Regions from separate parts of the Homo sapiens genome. Here region 2 is linked to region 1. A link is a loop called in an ENCODE intact Hi-C map of the cell type or tissue named here. Cell type or tissue: endothelial cell of umbilical vein. All regions are shown on one strand.

Region 1 (8,000 bases):
TCTCAAAGCCAACAAAGGTTAACATTCAATGTTAGCTAAATCCAATAAATTTGTCAGTTAGAAAAATAATACTGTCATGAGACGTGCATCCTTTTTGCCTTTCCTAATCTTCTTGCATACTATGTGGGCATTACCAGTAGTCAAATTGAAAGAATAAGGACTAGGAAGACAAACTAAGGAGGAAAAAGCAGAAAGCAAAAAGGATCATCTGCCCTTAAAATGATGTGTTGGGTGCCGTATTTTCCCACTGCTGACCACCAGACTTCCTTGTCCTGAGCAAACATACTACTACTGTACTTGGTTTAACTCATTCAGATGGGAACAACACCATTCTTATCTGACACAAAAGCTAAAAACCATTTTCCTCAAACATTTAAAAAGGAATCATTTAGATCCTTAAAAAGTTGAATCAGCAACTCTCAGAGAAGGACAGAGCTGGGTCAACAGTACAGTACAAAGCAAGCATTTCTACTCTTTGTGATTACAACTATCTAAACATTTCCGACAGATTTCATGTGGTAATGTTTTTCTGAATGCCATTTTACAGAACTTAAACAATAAAGAATTAAAGTTAAAACTTGAAAAAGATAATCAAAGAAAATGAACTGTAATCGTTTTTTAGAAGCTAAATTGCATCAACATTTGACTATCCATTATGTCTTTTGTCATTTCAGCATTATGTACTATCATTATCTATTCTTTCAGGGTTCTGAAAAGGCTTTAGAATCTGCTGATTGTCATCAACTCGCTACTGTAGCCTCAAAGCTCTGCAGCACTGCTGGACCATGGCAAATGTAAAAAAGATAGTTAACTATTGCAAATAGGGTTTCTGCTGCCAGATAAACAGCATTACAAAGCTGGAGTTAAGAGTGCTCACATCTGGGCACTTTCAGAGAGAAATCTTTCAGAGAAAATGAACAAAACCACTTGGGATTAGTCACATTTCCAATGCGAAAACCGGCGAGTCCAGAATCTAGTCACTCAGTCGTTGACAGATAAAATATAGAAGATCAAAAGAAAAGGGCTGCATTTCTGGGCAACTCCTTCCTCCATATAACCTCAATCCAACACCAAATTAATTTACATAGCATGAGTGTTCTGAATTAAACATGCCATGGAAATATTTTATTATCTCCTGCATTTACTTTGGATAAATACTACTTAATTGGACTCCCTTCTGAGTAATTCAAAATGCACTATCTCAATGGGAAATAGAATTAGTTTCATTATGCAATTTATTTTTTAGTTAAAAATAGCCAGCGAACAAGCAAATGCTTAGAGGTCATATGCCTGATGCTATATAATTAGAAAACCAGAGATTAATACAGTGTAATGACTGGCATAACAACATAGAAAAAGACAAGTTGATTTTAAAGAGTTTGTACTTTCTCAAATGTGTCTTTCTTGACAGGTAAGCATGAGTCAGGACTGGCTAACGATAGTTATCACTGACTGGTTTTTAAGTATATTTGTTATGTATGTATATACTTAATGCATCTAAATGAAGACAGTGATCAATGTTTCTTTTGACCGTGCCTGAAACTAATATATCACCACAAATTCTCTAAGTTACAGAGAACAGGAGAGGAAGAGAGACAGAGCGACAGAGAGAGAAGAGAAAAGAAAGTATAGAGGAAGAGACACAATTTTATTACTCCATAAGAGGAGTTGCAACCTGACTATAATCTTAAACTAAAACATTTAAAAAAAGGATCTGAAATCTAAATGGCCGTAATTTTCTGAAAGAACACTGTGGTGTTACACAAAGACAACCTGACAGAAATCAGAAAGTCTTTGTTTCCAATTAGTTTAGTGGTCTCAAACTCAAATGCCTAAGGGGGCCAAGCAGTTAAAGCTAAAGAATACAGCTGTGCAGCGGAGGAAAGGGCACTGGGGCCCCGCTTAAACAGTGCAGGGTGCTGCTACTCAGCTTTAGCTGATAGTGGTCAGGGAAATATACACCCAGTTTTGCAGATCACTTCATTTTTCTTTTAGCCAGAAATTCAAACTTTTATATGAAATCAACTGTTTTTTAAAATGGTACCAACTAATTTAAAAGTGCTATGTGGCTTCAGGGCTCTGGGTGTAAGAAATACATCCAGGGCCAGATGCTGTCTAGACCTTGCATGGCTACTAAGTAGCTCTGGTCCCTTTGGGACTGTTTCCTAATCGGTAAAATAATATGTCCAAGTTTCTGTTGGCACTAGATGCTTATTCTGGTCCTTTTATGTAGCACATTTCTTTACTTGTGAAAAAACGGTTTAGATATTTTAATTTCCAGTGTTAGAATACTGAAACAATATCAAAGTCAGAAAGGATAACCTGAAAACATGGATGCAATTGAAGTTTTAGAGACTTGCTTACTAACTCAGGAGTATGTTTTATCCACAAAAGTTTGTGTTGTTAAATATGTCACACAGAGTTAAGTAAAAAATCATCAAACCAGTAGAGACAGCAGTTTCAATTTTTGAGAGGCAATGCTTCCTAGTGGTCAAGAATACACACTGGAACCAGTCTGACCTTGGTTCAAAGCCCAGCTCCTCACTTACTAACTGACCTTATGCAAGTTACTTAAGGTCTGTATGCCTCAATTTCCTCATCTGTAAAAATGGGGATCACGGCTCCTATCTCATAGGGTTATTACGAAGTTTAAGTGAGTCAGTGGAAAGTGCTTAGAATGGTGGCTGACACAGAGAAAGCATTAGGAAAAAATTAGCTGTTGTTATTTTAACTGGCGTAAAACAGCTGAGTGTTAAAAGCACAAATGAATAGCTAAATCCAGCAAATCTCCTACACTGGTTGAGCTAGCATTTTACTGTAAAATATTTAAAAGACATTAAACCCAATCTTTATCTGATGAAGGCCCAAATCAATGGTTTGCTAAAATCCATTTACAAGTTACTCCACTGGTAACTTGTAAATGAAGACCTAACATGCAACAATTCATAGAAATCTAACAGAGGTCAACCCAGAAAACGGGGGTCAATGCAGTGGAACAGGGGCCATGGAAAATCAAACGGTGTGAATGCCTCATCCTTGGTTTCCACCCCCTTGTGATTAATTAACAGCCTTACTGCATCCACCCACCAGCTGTATCCTAGCTCATAGGCCTGACCCCAACTGAGGACTACAACAGTATCATGAAAACTGTGCTTCTAATTGTCCAGCGGGCGATCACGGCTTGGCTAAGAAAGGCTCTTTTCACTCCCCTCCTTTCTGATTAACTAGATGGCTTTATAAATCGCCTTAATAAGTTCATTTGTGTAACCCAAGGCTAGCTGCCCTTCCTTCCTGCTGCTAAGAGGGCTCAGCTGCTTATCTTTGGATATGACCCATCAGAAGAGAATTGCAAAAAAACATTTTTAAATCTGCTAAATTGACAAGCAACGCTGATCTCACGTCTCCCCTAATTTAGTCATGTTTTCCTACGTCATAAAGGAAGTCTAAGTGCAGGCAGTACACTGTGATACTGGCAGAAATCTTTTGTAGATTATTTTAAAACCCTTATGATTGTCTCCTAAGCAGTAAATTTGATAACTGCCAACAGGACTGTGTAAAGTAACTAAAATTCACAGACATTTTTATCATTTCTAAAAGGTTTTCATATGTATTATATCATTTAGTCTTCACCAAAACTCTGCAAGATATTATTATTATTCTTCTCTTTTTACAAATGAGAGATTTAGGCTCAGAGAGCTTACGTAACTTGTATAAGATCACATTATTACTGTGAGTTAGATACCGGCTTGATTTCAGGTCTTCTAATTTTAAACTCAGGGCTCTTTCCACTATCACACATGTGCTGATTAATTCACCTATTGTCTTTTAGCCCACACCTGTTCCTCTATACCTTATACTACTGGAGCCAGGAGTTTGCACCCTAAATTTCTCATACTCTTACTAGTTGTCTTTCCCTTGGGTTCTGCTAATTGGAGGTACTGGTGAGCAATAAGAAAGCAGGATAAAGACAAAAGATTCTTGGTTCTGAATCTTAAAATGAGGCAGTTGATGGCAATTGCTGTAGGAGCAGTAGGGTTGATGTGATTTTGGGCTCCAGCAGCCCAGGAAAAGCCAGCACTTTCTTTACTGGTTTTTTTTTTTTTTTTTTTTTTTTTTTCCTTTTTTGAGACAGCAGCTCTTGAGTGAACTCACAGTCAAACTCAAGTGTCACCAACCCACTTGGACTTTCAGGAACAAGCTCATGGGCTCCTGCCCAGAAGGGCTAACTGCTTCGAATCTGGGGATCACCTCTTCTTCCTTTATGTTCCTCCAACACCCCTCTTTCTCCCTGTTGCAGTTCCAGCTTTTCCAGTATATTTCCTTGTTCAAAATTCCTAAAGTGGCTTCCATTTTCCTGCTGAATGTTGCTTTGCACCCAGATGGAAGTCAAGGATATTAAAAGGGATATAAAGCAAATGACACTGTCCCTGCCTTGAAGGAATGTGTAATTTTCTAGATGATAGAACGAATGCATTTGAACCAAGAATAAACAAAATAGACATATCCAAGGGCTTAGGTAAATTGTACACAGACTACTTGTGCAATGGGAAGGAAAATGGGCACTTCATCACAAACTCTATTTGTGTGCTGTGAGGAGAGGGACTTGCATTTATGTTTTGCCTTTGGCATGCAGTCTAGTCTGTTCTCAGTGGATCCAGAAGCAGCCCCTTGTCTAGCTCACCCTTACGGTCTTCCGAATCACTTCCCCTTTTTTGGACATGCTTAGTTTATACTTCCTGCCCCGCAGCCATCTCTGGTGCCAAGTTGTCTGCCCCATTCTTGTTCAGTTTCCTGTTCATTAACTTCTGGCTCATTATTACATTAGTATCCCTAAAGTCCACATTTGCATCACCACACATGAAAAACGTTTTGTCTATAGCAAAAAGGGGCACAGTGATGACATATATGATTTGGTACAGAACTACTAATAACAACAGGGGTTAAGAATGGGTGAAAAAGTGATTAAATGATGAAGAGATTGTCAAGTATTTTGCAGCCCTCATTAAATCTGTTGATTTTGTATTTTTCCCCTAAAATGGAAGAATTCTGTGTCATTTGGGATTAAGTTTTATTTAATTTTAAAATGACAACTACTCTTTACAGAGGGCTCGCTCTGTACTAGGCACTTTTCATATGTTAACTTTTTTACACCTCTCTAAAATCAAATGTTCTATAGATGAGTAAAGTGGGGTCTACAGCAGCTAAGTTACTTCTCCATTCTCTTAGTCTATTCAGGCTGTTATAACAAAGTACCATAAACAGGGTAACATAACAGAAATTTACTTGTCACAATTCTGGAGGCTGGGAAATCAAAGGCCAAGGTGCTGGCAGATTCCATGTCTGATGAAGACCTACTTCTTGGTTCACAGATAATTTCTTGCTATGTCCACCCACAGTAGAATAGGGCAAGACAGCTCCCCGGGGCCTCTTCCTAAAGGCACTAATCCCATCCAATAGGGCTTAACCTCATGACTTAATCAACTTTCAAAGACACCACATCCTAATGCCATCACATCAGAGATTTAGGCTTCAACATATGAATTTTGGGGGGACACAAACATTCACCTCATAGCATTCATTGTTTCTTGTTATTGGCAAAGCCAAGACTCACATTGTCTAAGTTATTTGACTTTTGAGTCCGCAGATGTGAAAACAGTGCTAAACAGTCCATCTTCATGAGTGGAGAACAGCATTTGTGACAACCACCAAAGTACCTCTGTGGTCAGTGTCCTCAACCAGGGCACAGCATCATGGACCAGAGCCTCTGCAGGGCACAGAGGAGTGGTGAGGAACAGGGGCTCTGGAGCAACCCCACTTCCCTCTGCTTTGTATATGGGGGGTTCTGCACATGACTGCATTTGAAAAGGGCTTCACTGCGCTTGCTGAAGGAGTGCACTTGAGCTAGCGGAGAGTTCCCAGAGGGTGTCTGGAAGAAGCAAAGGCTATTCTTTGTTTCACTCAGTTATAGATGGAAGTCAGACACTTCTGCCTGAAGTACTTTCACACACTCCACAGTCTTAAGAAGGATGGAGAAAGCATGCCAACTACTCAGAGAACCACAGGTGTTCAAGCAATGGTATCCTTTTATCCCTACAACTAGTGGACAAAGTGGGGCCTCTGTAATTGTGAAGCTAGGAAAACTTCTCTGTGGTCTCTTCCAATCGTGCACATTTTCTTACACAGGTACTGGCCTTTACCCCTCTCCTCAGCTATTAATATCCTAATATCTTTGCCTAGAAAGAACTGAAGTAGAGCCACTAAAGTATTACTTATGGATGAAACCTCAGAGGTTTCATTTCAGCAAGGATCAGAGCAGAAAGTCCCTGGCACATGGAAGAATATACAGGTGACTCAGAGCGCTAATGCCATGTCTGATATGTGACTGAAGCAGTAGCAACTCAATAAATATAGAACTGAATTAAGGAAACCAAGCCTAGGAGGAGAAGTTCAGGCATTAGCCAGCAGGTCAGGATGGTTTTTGGAGGGAGGGGGATTGTAGGGGGTCTTCATACCCTGATATCAAATATGAATGCAGGGTCTGGATCAGGTCTTGAGAATAGATATTTTTTACTGTATGAATAAGAAACATGTTGGCTTTAATGTTAGTACTACAAAACACAGACCCTGTAATTAGAAGGCCATTAGGAACATTGTTCTTATTCATATGATCTCTTGTGCTTTTACAACTGGCAAATTAAATTAATTATTAAAAGAAAAATCTCTAAGAAACAAATAACGAGAATCCTTCTCCCCAAATAATCCGTTTCCCTATACCATTACAGAAAATGATGTCACTTTGACAGAATTATTAATGTTATTTACATCCTGAGCAATGCATTCTTTTAACCCGAAAGAGGGTACTAGGCAAAAAAATTAATTTCTTTGAGAACAAGCATTTTTACTTAAAATATATGTGGCTGTGTCGATTAAGAGCCTCCTCTGTGTCAGTGCCAGGCATTAGTCACAAGCCAAAGGCCCAATCAGTCTTTGTAAACTTATGATCGGCTTTCAACCCCACAAAGCCTGTGTTTGTCAGTAGGATACTTGCTTCTCCAACTACTGGTTAAAGGATCAGTGACATACTTCAAAGATTTTGAGAACAGTTTCTGTTCTTTTTGAAGAGTATTTATTCTCTCAAAAACAAATGCTAGATTTGTTCATTTGGTCCAAAAAATGAGAGGAACATTTCTTTTGATTGTTTTCCAACTCTACCTCCGCATTTTAACAATGGAAAGCCACAATACCCTTTCCTCCTGCTAGCAGAATTTGTGAGTAAGCTGAGTTCCAAAAAAATGCCATTTCTAAAGCTTTAGAAATCAGGGTGTCACAGAAAATTAAAGCAGCATTTAATTAGCTAACAACATTATCTGACAAAGGGATGAAACTTTCATTATCTGACAAAGAGCTGAAACTTTAATGTTTCATAAGTCATCATTCATTCATTCATTTGTTCATTGAGCAAATTAAGTACCTATTACATGCCAGGCAGTGTTCTTGGTGCTGGGATACATTCATGAACACAATAGTCCAAAGTTTCTGTCCTCACAAACCTTACATTCTAAAGGGAGGGAAACATAAAAAAAACAACAACTGCAAATTATATAGTTTCTTAGGTGGTATTACAGAGAAAAAAAATAAAACAAAGGAAGGGGTACAGGGGTTCCAACATGTCAATGTGTGTGTGTGCATGCGCACGTATGTGTGTGTATATGCACATGCGTAATATACTTTCTTGCCACAGGTTCAGGAAATAACTCACCAGAAAATGATATCTGAGCAAAGACCTAAAGAAGAAGCAGCGAGCTATGGGGATATGTGCAGGAAGAGTGTTCCAGACAGAGGGAGCCTCGGTGAAAGACCCTGTGGTGGGAGCATCCTGGCTTGCTCATGGGGCATCAAGGAGGCCAGTCCACCTGCAGCAGAGTCAGGACAGGGCTTTGGCTTTGTACAAGCTTAATTAAGACAAAGAAACAGTAAAACACCCAGAATAAAACACTTTA
Region 2 (8,000 bases), 71 kb before region 1:
AGATAATCCACCATGATCAAGTGGGTTGTATACTAGGGATGCAGGGATGGTTTAACATACACAAGTCAATAAATGTGATACACCACATAAACAGAATTAAAAACAAAAATCGCACGATCATCTCAATAGATGCAGAAAAAGTATCTGATAAAATCCAGCATCCCTTTATTATTAAAACTTTCAGCAAAATCAGCATGTAATGAACATACCTCAATGTAATAAAAGCCATCTATGTCAAACCCACAGCCAACATAATACTGAGTGGGGAAAAGTTGAAAGCATTCCCTCTGAGAAATGGAATAAGACAAGAATGCCCACTCTTACCACTCCTCTTCAACATAGTACTGGAAGTCCTAGCCAGAGCAATCAGACAAGAGAAAGAAATAAAGGGTATCCAAATTCGTAAAGAGGAAGTCAAACTGTCACTGTTTGCTGATGATATGATCATTTACCTTGAAAACCTTAAAGACTTCTCCAGAAAGGCCCTAGAACTCATAAAAGAATTCAGCAAAGTTTCCAGATACAAGATTAATGTACACAAATCAGTAGCTCTTCTATACACCAACAGCAACCAAGTAGAGAGTCAAATCAAGAACTCAACCCCCTTTATAATAGCTGCCAAAAAAAAAAAAATCCTTAGGAATATACCTAACCAAGGAGGCAAAAGACCTCTACAAGGAAAACTACAAAACACTACAAAAAGAAATCACAGACGACACAAATGAAAACACATCCCATGCTCATGGAAGAGTAGAATCAATATTGTGAAAATGACATACTGCCAAAAGCAATCTACAAATTCAATGCAATCCCCATCAAAATACCACCATTATTCTTTACAGAATTAGAAAAAAACATTCTAAAATTCATATGGAACCAAAGAAGACCCCACACAGCCAAAGCAAGACTAAGCAAAAAGAACAAATCTGGAGGCCTCACACTACCTGATTTCAAACTATACTATAAGGCCATGGTCACCAAAACAGCTTGATACTGGTATAAAAATACGCACAAAGACCAGTGGAACAGAATAGAGAACCCAGAGATAAACCCAAATACTTACAGCCAACTGATCTTCGACAAAGCAAACAAAAACATAAAGTGGGGAAAGGACACCCTTTTCAATAATTGGTGTTGGGATAATTGGCTAGCCACATGTAGGAGAATGAAACTGGATGTTCATCTCTCACCTTATATAAAAACCAACTCAAGATGAATTAAGAACTTAAATCTAAGACCTGAAATTATAAAAATTCTAGAAAATATCATAGGAAAACCCCTTCTAGATATTGGATTAGGCAAGGAATTCATGACCAAGAACCTGAAAGCAAATGCAATAAAAACAAAGATAAATACCTGGGACTTAATTAAATTAAAGAGCTTTTGCATGGCAAAAACAACAGTCAGCAGAGTAAACAGACAACCCACAGAGTGGGAGGAAATCTTCACAATCTATACATCTGACAAAGGACTAATATCCAGAATCTACAACAAACTCAAACAAATCAGCAAGAAAAAAACAGACAATCCCATCAAAAACTGGGCTAAGGACATGAATAGACAGTTTTCAAAAGAAGATACACAAATGGCCAACAAACATGAAAAAATGCTCAACATCACTAATGATCAGGGAAATGCAAATCAAAACCGCAATGCAATACCACCTTACTCCTGCAAGAATGGCCATAACCAAAAAATCAAAAAAACAGTAGATGTTGGCATGGATGCGGTTATCAGGGAACACTTCTACAGTGCTGGTGGGAATGTAAACTAGTACAGCCCCTATGGAAAACAGTGTGGAGATTCCTTAAAGTACCAAAAGTAGAACTGCCATTTCATCCAGGAATCCCACCACTGGGTATCTACCCAGAGGAAAAGAAGTCATTATACAGAAAAGATACTTGCACACGCATGTTTATAGCATCACAGTTTGCAACTGCAAAATCAGGGAACCAACCCAAATGCCCATCAATCAACAAGTGGATAAAGAAACTGTGGTATATATATATGTGATGGAATACTACTCAGCCATAAAAAGGAATGAATTAATGGCATTTGCGGTGACCTGGATGAGAATGGAGACTATTATTCTAAGTGAAGTAACTCAGGAATGGAAAACCAAACACTGTATGTTCTCACTGATATGTGGGAGCTAAGCTACGAGGACACAAAGGCATAAGAATAACACAATGGACTTTGGGGACTTCAGGGGAAGGGTGGAGGAGTGTTGAGGGACAAAAGACTACAAATAGAGTACAGCGTATATTGTTCGGGTGATGGGTGCACCAAAATCTCACAAATCACCACTAAATAACTTACTCCACTAAATAACTTACTCATGTAACCAAACACCACCTGTACCCCAATAACCTATGGAAAATAAAAAATAATTTAAAAAAGCTTAGCCCAGTCATCACATGGAACCATGAGAAATAATAAATTATGGTTCAAGCAAAAAAAAAAAAAGAAATGCAAGTGGTATTAATTGATTATAATATTGGTTTGGCTTGTTTGGTTAAGTAAGAAATAAACTGAGCATATGTATCTGATGAAATAGCTTCTAGAATTAAAACATGCTGTAAGTATAAAAATAAGTAGATTTTGAAAATCTATATACATGTGGAATCTGATAACATATTGATATTTCCTTATAGTCAGACTAATCTGCATCTCAGATGATATGAAGGTAAGAAGGAGATGGAGATGAAAGCATAGTTTCATAGTTTGAAATTATGAAAAAGCCATGAATTGTTTTGGAGGCCAGCTACTGTATTGAGCCATTGTCAGGAATTGGAAATATTTTGATTCTATAAGTCTGATGGCTGGTTGGTAAGTGATAGAGTCCCAATCTTGGTCTTACAACACTCCAAAGTTTTAAAAATTCTTTTGGGAGTATTGTGAAATTTCCAAATACCAACCATATTTTAGTTTTTTATGAAATATGTCATTTGTGGGAAAAGAAGTCATTAAATTGTGAGAATAGATACCTTCTGCTCCCAAAGGTTGGAGGCTGGCAGACTATGCCACTCTCTTACACCATAACGATGGAAACTGGGAGGATTTTTTTTTCTTAATTCTAGCAGAAGATATAGGGTTTTAACATATCTTTAAAAGGGGGTTTTGCTAGTTTTCCGTAGCTTGAGGAGCTGAGTAATGCATAGTATGATTTCCTGCCTCGGCCAGCGGAGGCCTCCACGTGCCTCCTGAAGTCAAGTTTTCCTGGATTCAGGAAGGAATGTGAAACCAATGAGTTGCCTGTCAAGGACAGCAGGGATCACATGTGAGGGCAGCACGTTTCTGAGATTCTATTCCAGGTTTTCAGCAGATGCGCCCATACCAATGGTGTTTGCTCTGTGTCAGGCAGAAGACAGGGACTATATAGAAATTCCTTGTAACACAGAGCTAACATCACAGTTGCTTTTGTATTTGGGCAAGGCCTCCCTGCAACTCCTGTCAAAGGCGCGTCAGTTCTGGGGTAGCTTCAATTTTGAAGTGTGCACAACTAAGTTATTTCAAAGAATCTAGGCTTGGCCTTGTGACCTGCCAATAGGAAGTAGGTGAAGGGACAGTGTGCTAGTTCTGAGGCTAGGATTTAAGAGGCAGGCCCTGTGCATGATGTCTGTTGTTAGGAGAATAAGCCAGGACAAGACTGCAAGAGAGATGTTAGCAACTTATGGCCATCAACTCAGATGCCCCAGTTAACAGCCAGTAGACCCCAAGAGCACTGCTGAGCCACCTAACAGATACATGAGCATGCTTAACTGAAATTAGCCGAACCTTGCTGGTTAGAGGACAACTGCTCTGTAGACCTCTTGACAAGTGATCAGTAATCAATAGCTATTATTTTTAAGCCACTAAATTTGAGGTGGCTGGTTACAAACTAGCAAAATAATATACTCTAATTATAATCATAGCAGTCACAAGGTGATTACTGATACTTATTTTAAGATACTACTACTATATTAACAAAATATTTTAACAATGAGACCTAATATTTCAACAATCATAAGGTGATTACTGATACTTATTTCAATAAGATTACTATTACATTAAAAAAATTATAACAATAATATGAGATTCATATGCCTACTTTGGAAATAATTACCAAATTTTTCTTGATGCTTGCTAGAATTAGTAGAAGACAATGACTCCTCCTATGATATTATTAACCTCTCTCTACCAACCTACTATATTTTTATAAGAAATGTACTTCAGGACAGAAAGTGTTAACTCACAGTCCTTCTGCAATGCACTCCAGTGAAAGCACATTTCCTCTTAATTCCTCTTTGTTACTTGCATTGCCTTCTGGAGTTAAAAATGTTGGTGGCCTCTCTCTACTTGATTTAGCTGCAAACAAGAAAATCAGTATGCATTACAACTTATAAATATGTATTTCTATAAACACTTCATTGTCAAAAAAGCTGTCTAAAATTCCAATCCCTTTTTAAGCTATTTAACATTAATTGTGAAATTTGTTAAGCTACATACACATACACACTCTCTGCGTTATAAGTAGTCATCACTTACTCAGTTACCCAGGAACAGAAACAATTTTGGTGGCATAAGCACTAATAATAAGGACTGTTTTCCTTTTGTATACTCCCTTAATTTGGGTTAGGTTTTTACAAATTTTCTGTGGGTTAGAAAATTTTCAATATGTTGACATGGAGAGGAAAATCATGTTATCAAACTACATTTCCCTTAGGATTAGTGCTTAGGTCGAAGCAAAAATTAACTGTCTATCTTCTGGAAGATGTTAGATTTTTATAAAGATATGGTTATAGAAGGGGTATTCTGGTTTACAGTGGGGACAACATTATAGCCAATACCACTGATTAATCATATTAAGATCCTCAAACTGTGAGGTTTATGGAAAACAAAAGTAGAGAGTTACTGACAGAGGTCTTGCAAATATTATGCCACAAAATAAGAATAATGGTGGAGTTAAATAAATGGAAATCATTTTCCTCAATAAAAAAATAAAGAGGATCCAAGTCAAAGATCTTAGGGATAGTTACACAGGCCATCTTCTTTTTTATGGAGGCCTTTCCAAAACATAGCCTTATCTTCTGAAGGTTTCTTAGAAAAACTTGGAGCAGAAATTACATCATCTTAAGGTTTTATAGCCCTTGAAGGTTTTCAACTCTTTAATGCATTATCTACTTGATGCTTATAAAAATTTAATGAAAAGGTCATATACTATGAATTATTCTCATTTCTCAGAAGAAAAAATTCAATGCCAGAAGATATATTACTTGAGAAAAATTAGTTTTCCTAAGAATTTAGAGATTGTAGCGGGGAAACTTACTCCTCTAAAATCACTTTGGGAATGGTCTTGGGGCCCATATTTTTCAGGAGTATATTCAAATAAAATAACAGAAAGCAGCAGTTGTGGAGTGTCTATCTTGGTCACTGATGAGACCTTAATGTCTTTTACTTATATCTCAAGGGTGAAAAATTAATACAGCAGAAATTCTACCTTATGGATAATTAAGAGGACCCTTTATCCAAAACCCATTATTTTCATTCATAGACTCTACTTGAGAACATTTCCCTTAAGGGAATCAAATTCATTTCTATCTAAAATAATGAAGGTAAATGCTCTACTTTTAAAAAGATTACTTCCATTGAAGACAGTGACTTGGTTTGACTTACTTTTAAACAAAACTAAGAGAGAAATCTCATTGCTAATTATATTGATAATGTCACATGAAAACAGATGACAAGTGTGATGATTTACTATGAAATCCCCTTAATGTTAGTTGCTAAAAGCTTTGATGAGTCAGTATTCTAGCAAGTTAATGCACCCTGCCAACTCTTACTTAGTTCACAAGAAAAGTTTGGAACAGAACAAAACATGGAAAACATAATTCTGAACGTACGTGAAAGGTTTTTCCAAATCAGTGAAATGGTTCTTTACACGCAAACAGTTACAACAGGTTTCATTATTACACATACATCATGGAAAATGCTCTAGTGGCATGCTTCAAAGTTTATAGGTAAATTTCATAAGAAACATACATTTATACTAGTGGTATTTAACATATAACTAGAAATCTCATAAAGAAATAAGGTTAAATAGTCATGGAGGTGAAGTTAGTGAACTAAATTCTACAATGAAGGAGAGAATATCAGTTACAATCACCATAACTCACCACCATAAAACTCAGTGTCACTCAAATTAGCAGCTATAGTGTCATTCAATTCATCCACTGAAATAAACAGAATATTATGAAGAGGGCATAAAAGTGGGGGAGAAGGGTCAAAAAGTATTGGGCAATAAAAGCAAACATATGCAGCTATCCTGACCGAGTGCTGTTCCTATCAAGTAAAAACAGTGCTTTACATTGTACATGACTAACTCATTAATTTACTCAGCCACCCCCACCAGGAATATGCAGACATTTAACTTAAGCTGCAGGACCGCCAATAAGAGGCACTGTGGAGCATAAAGCACACATAAATGCTCAGAACACCAGGTGGTTCAGAAGGTTATCATGGAACCAGTCATGACAATAAAAGCAAAAAATGTAAAATCCAATATTAAGGGTATGCACAATCTTTATAACATATATGCCAACACTTTAGTGAGCATTCATGGGTGGCTTCCTGATAATGAACCTGTTTACTTCAAAGTCAGTAGTATATAATAGTTTCTATATTTTGCACATATTTGTAAATGTCATTGAAGGGGAGATTTGGGAAGCTGAACTCTTACCTGAAATCACCTTCACAGAAATAGGTTGCTTCTGCTGTATGGTTTGAGTATGATTAAATCTAGCATAACAGATATAGTCTTCGCGGGTGTCCTCTGGGAGGACATTGGAAAAATAAAGGTCCCCATTCAAACCTTGAGAAACTCTCTCACTTTGTGGAAGTCTTTGAAAGGCTGGAGAAAGGCAGAGAGATATCAAGATTATTCCATCATAAAGTGGCTACCCTCCAAATTAGCAAGATAAATGTACCTACTAATAGGTCTGTGAACTTCATTTGAATATATTTTTTCTCTATATAGCTCTTTGGGTAAAAGCAAATAACTGTAAAAAAAAAAAAAAAAATACGTAACACACTAAAACTCTAACTCTACTTCCCTGACAGTAACTTCTCTGGGGTGGGGGCAGAGGTGAGATTAGAGTTATACAGTGAAATCTTTTTTTAAGCAAAAGTGAACAAAATATGTTTTATAAAAAGTTGGCGTGACTTTTCCTAATATCTGAGTCCCTAACTGTTAAGTACACATACACATATATCTTAGAAAATCATTAAGGAAGCTTCTAAAATTGTTAACATGGGTTGCATCTACACACAACATTCAGAAACTAAATACGTGGAGACCATCTAACAATGAGCTGGGTCCTGTGCTAGGCACTGGGCATGCCAGAGTCCCAGCCCTGTCTGAGCTCATCATCCAGTTGAAGAATCAGGCAGCAAATGGCCAGCTGACAGTAACTGGGTGTGATGATGACACTATTTATTTAATGCTGCAACCTGCCCCTCACAAGCCTCCCAAGCCCAGTTCCTCCACCTCCTCTACAATTCTTTTCTGAATTAATTATCACCTTCTGGCATACTACATATCTACTCATCATACATATGACTTATTGCCTATTTCCTGCACTAGAATTTAAGCTCCAGGACGGTGAACACTTTCATCTGTTTTGTCCACTGGAACAGTGCCTGGCCCTTCACGGGGCTCCTTTAAATGTGCACTGAAGGATTAAGTGAGTAACCATCAGCACTCTGACTTTCCAGTGTCAAGCATAATAATTTATTAGTACTTCCCCTTAGGTCCAGTTAAGGAACTATCTTGCCTTAGGTAGGAGGATTTTCTTTATCTTTTATGGACACATAATAAACTGTACATATTTGTGGGGTACAATGTGATATTTCAATACACATATACATTGTGTAATGATCAAATCATGGTAATTAGCATACCCATCACCTTAGACAGTTACGATTTCTTTGTTGTGAAAACGTTCAAAATCCTCTCTTCTAGC

The links. A loop is a pair of places that touch in the nucleus more often than their neighbours do. Peaks named below come from ENCODE experiments on the same cell type or tissue, not always from the same donor. Only the 100,000 strongest peaks of a DNase experiment are listed, where the experiment ranks them.
Region 2: it touches region 1 in a loop (2.0-fold over the local background); 3 of 110 quality-filtered maps call a loop at or near these places.

The regions. Positions count from the first base shown.
Region 1 is chr7:108,290,104-108,298,103 of GRCh38, forward strand. All of the region lies in intron 3 of NRCAM (neuronal cell adhesion molecule), which reads right to left. Among named protein-coding and RNA genes, the nearest start is that of NRCAM, 160 kb to the right of the region's middle. In endothelial cell of umbilical vein, no CTCF peak of the experiment used is centred here; DNase peaks (open chromatin) are centred at 2,638, 3,308 and 4,748; H3K27ac peaks cover 5,395 bases.
Region 2 is chr7:108,219,490-108,227,489 of GRCh38, forward strand. NRCAM (neuronal cell adhesion molecule) reads right to left here. Exons shown (of 33, transcript NM_001037132.4): 9 at 6,719-6,889; 10 at 6,156-6,212; 11 at 4,236-4,347. Among named protein-coding and RNA genes, the nearest start is that of LAMB4, 93 kb to the left of the region's middle. In endothelial cell of umbilical vein, no CTCF peak of the experiment used is centred here; a DNase peak (open chromatin) is centred at 3,202; H3K27ac peaks cover 979 bases.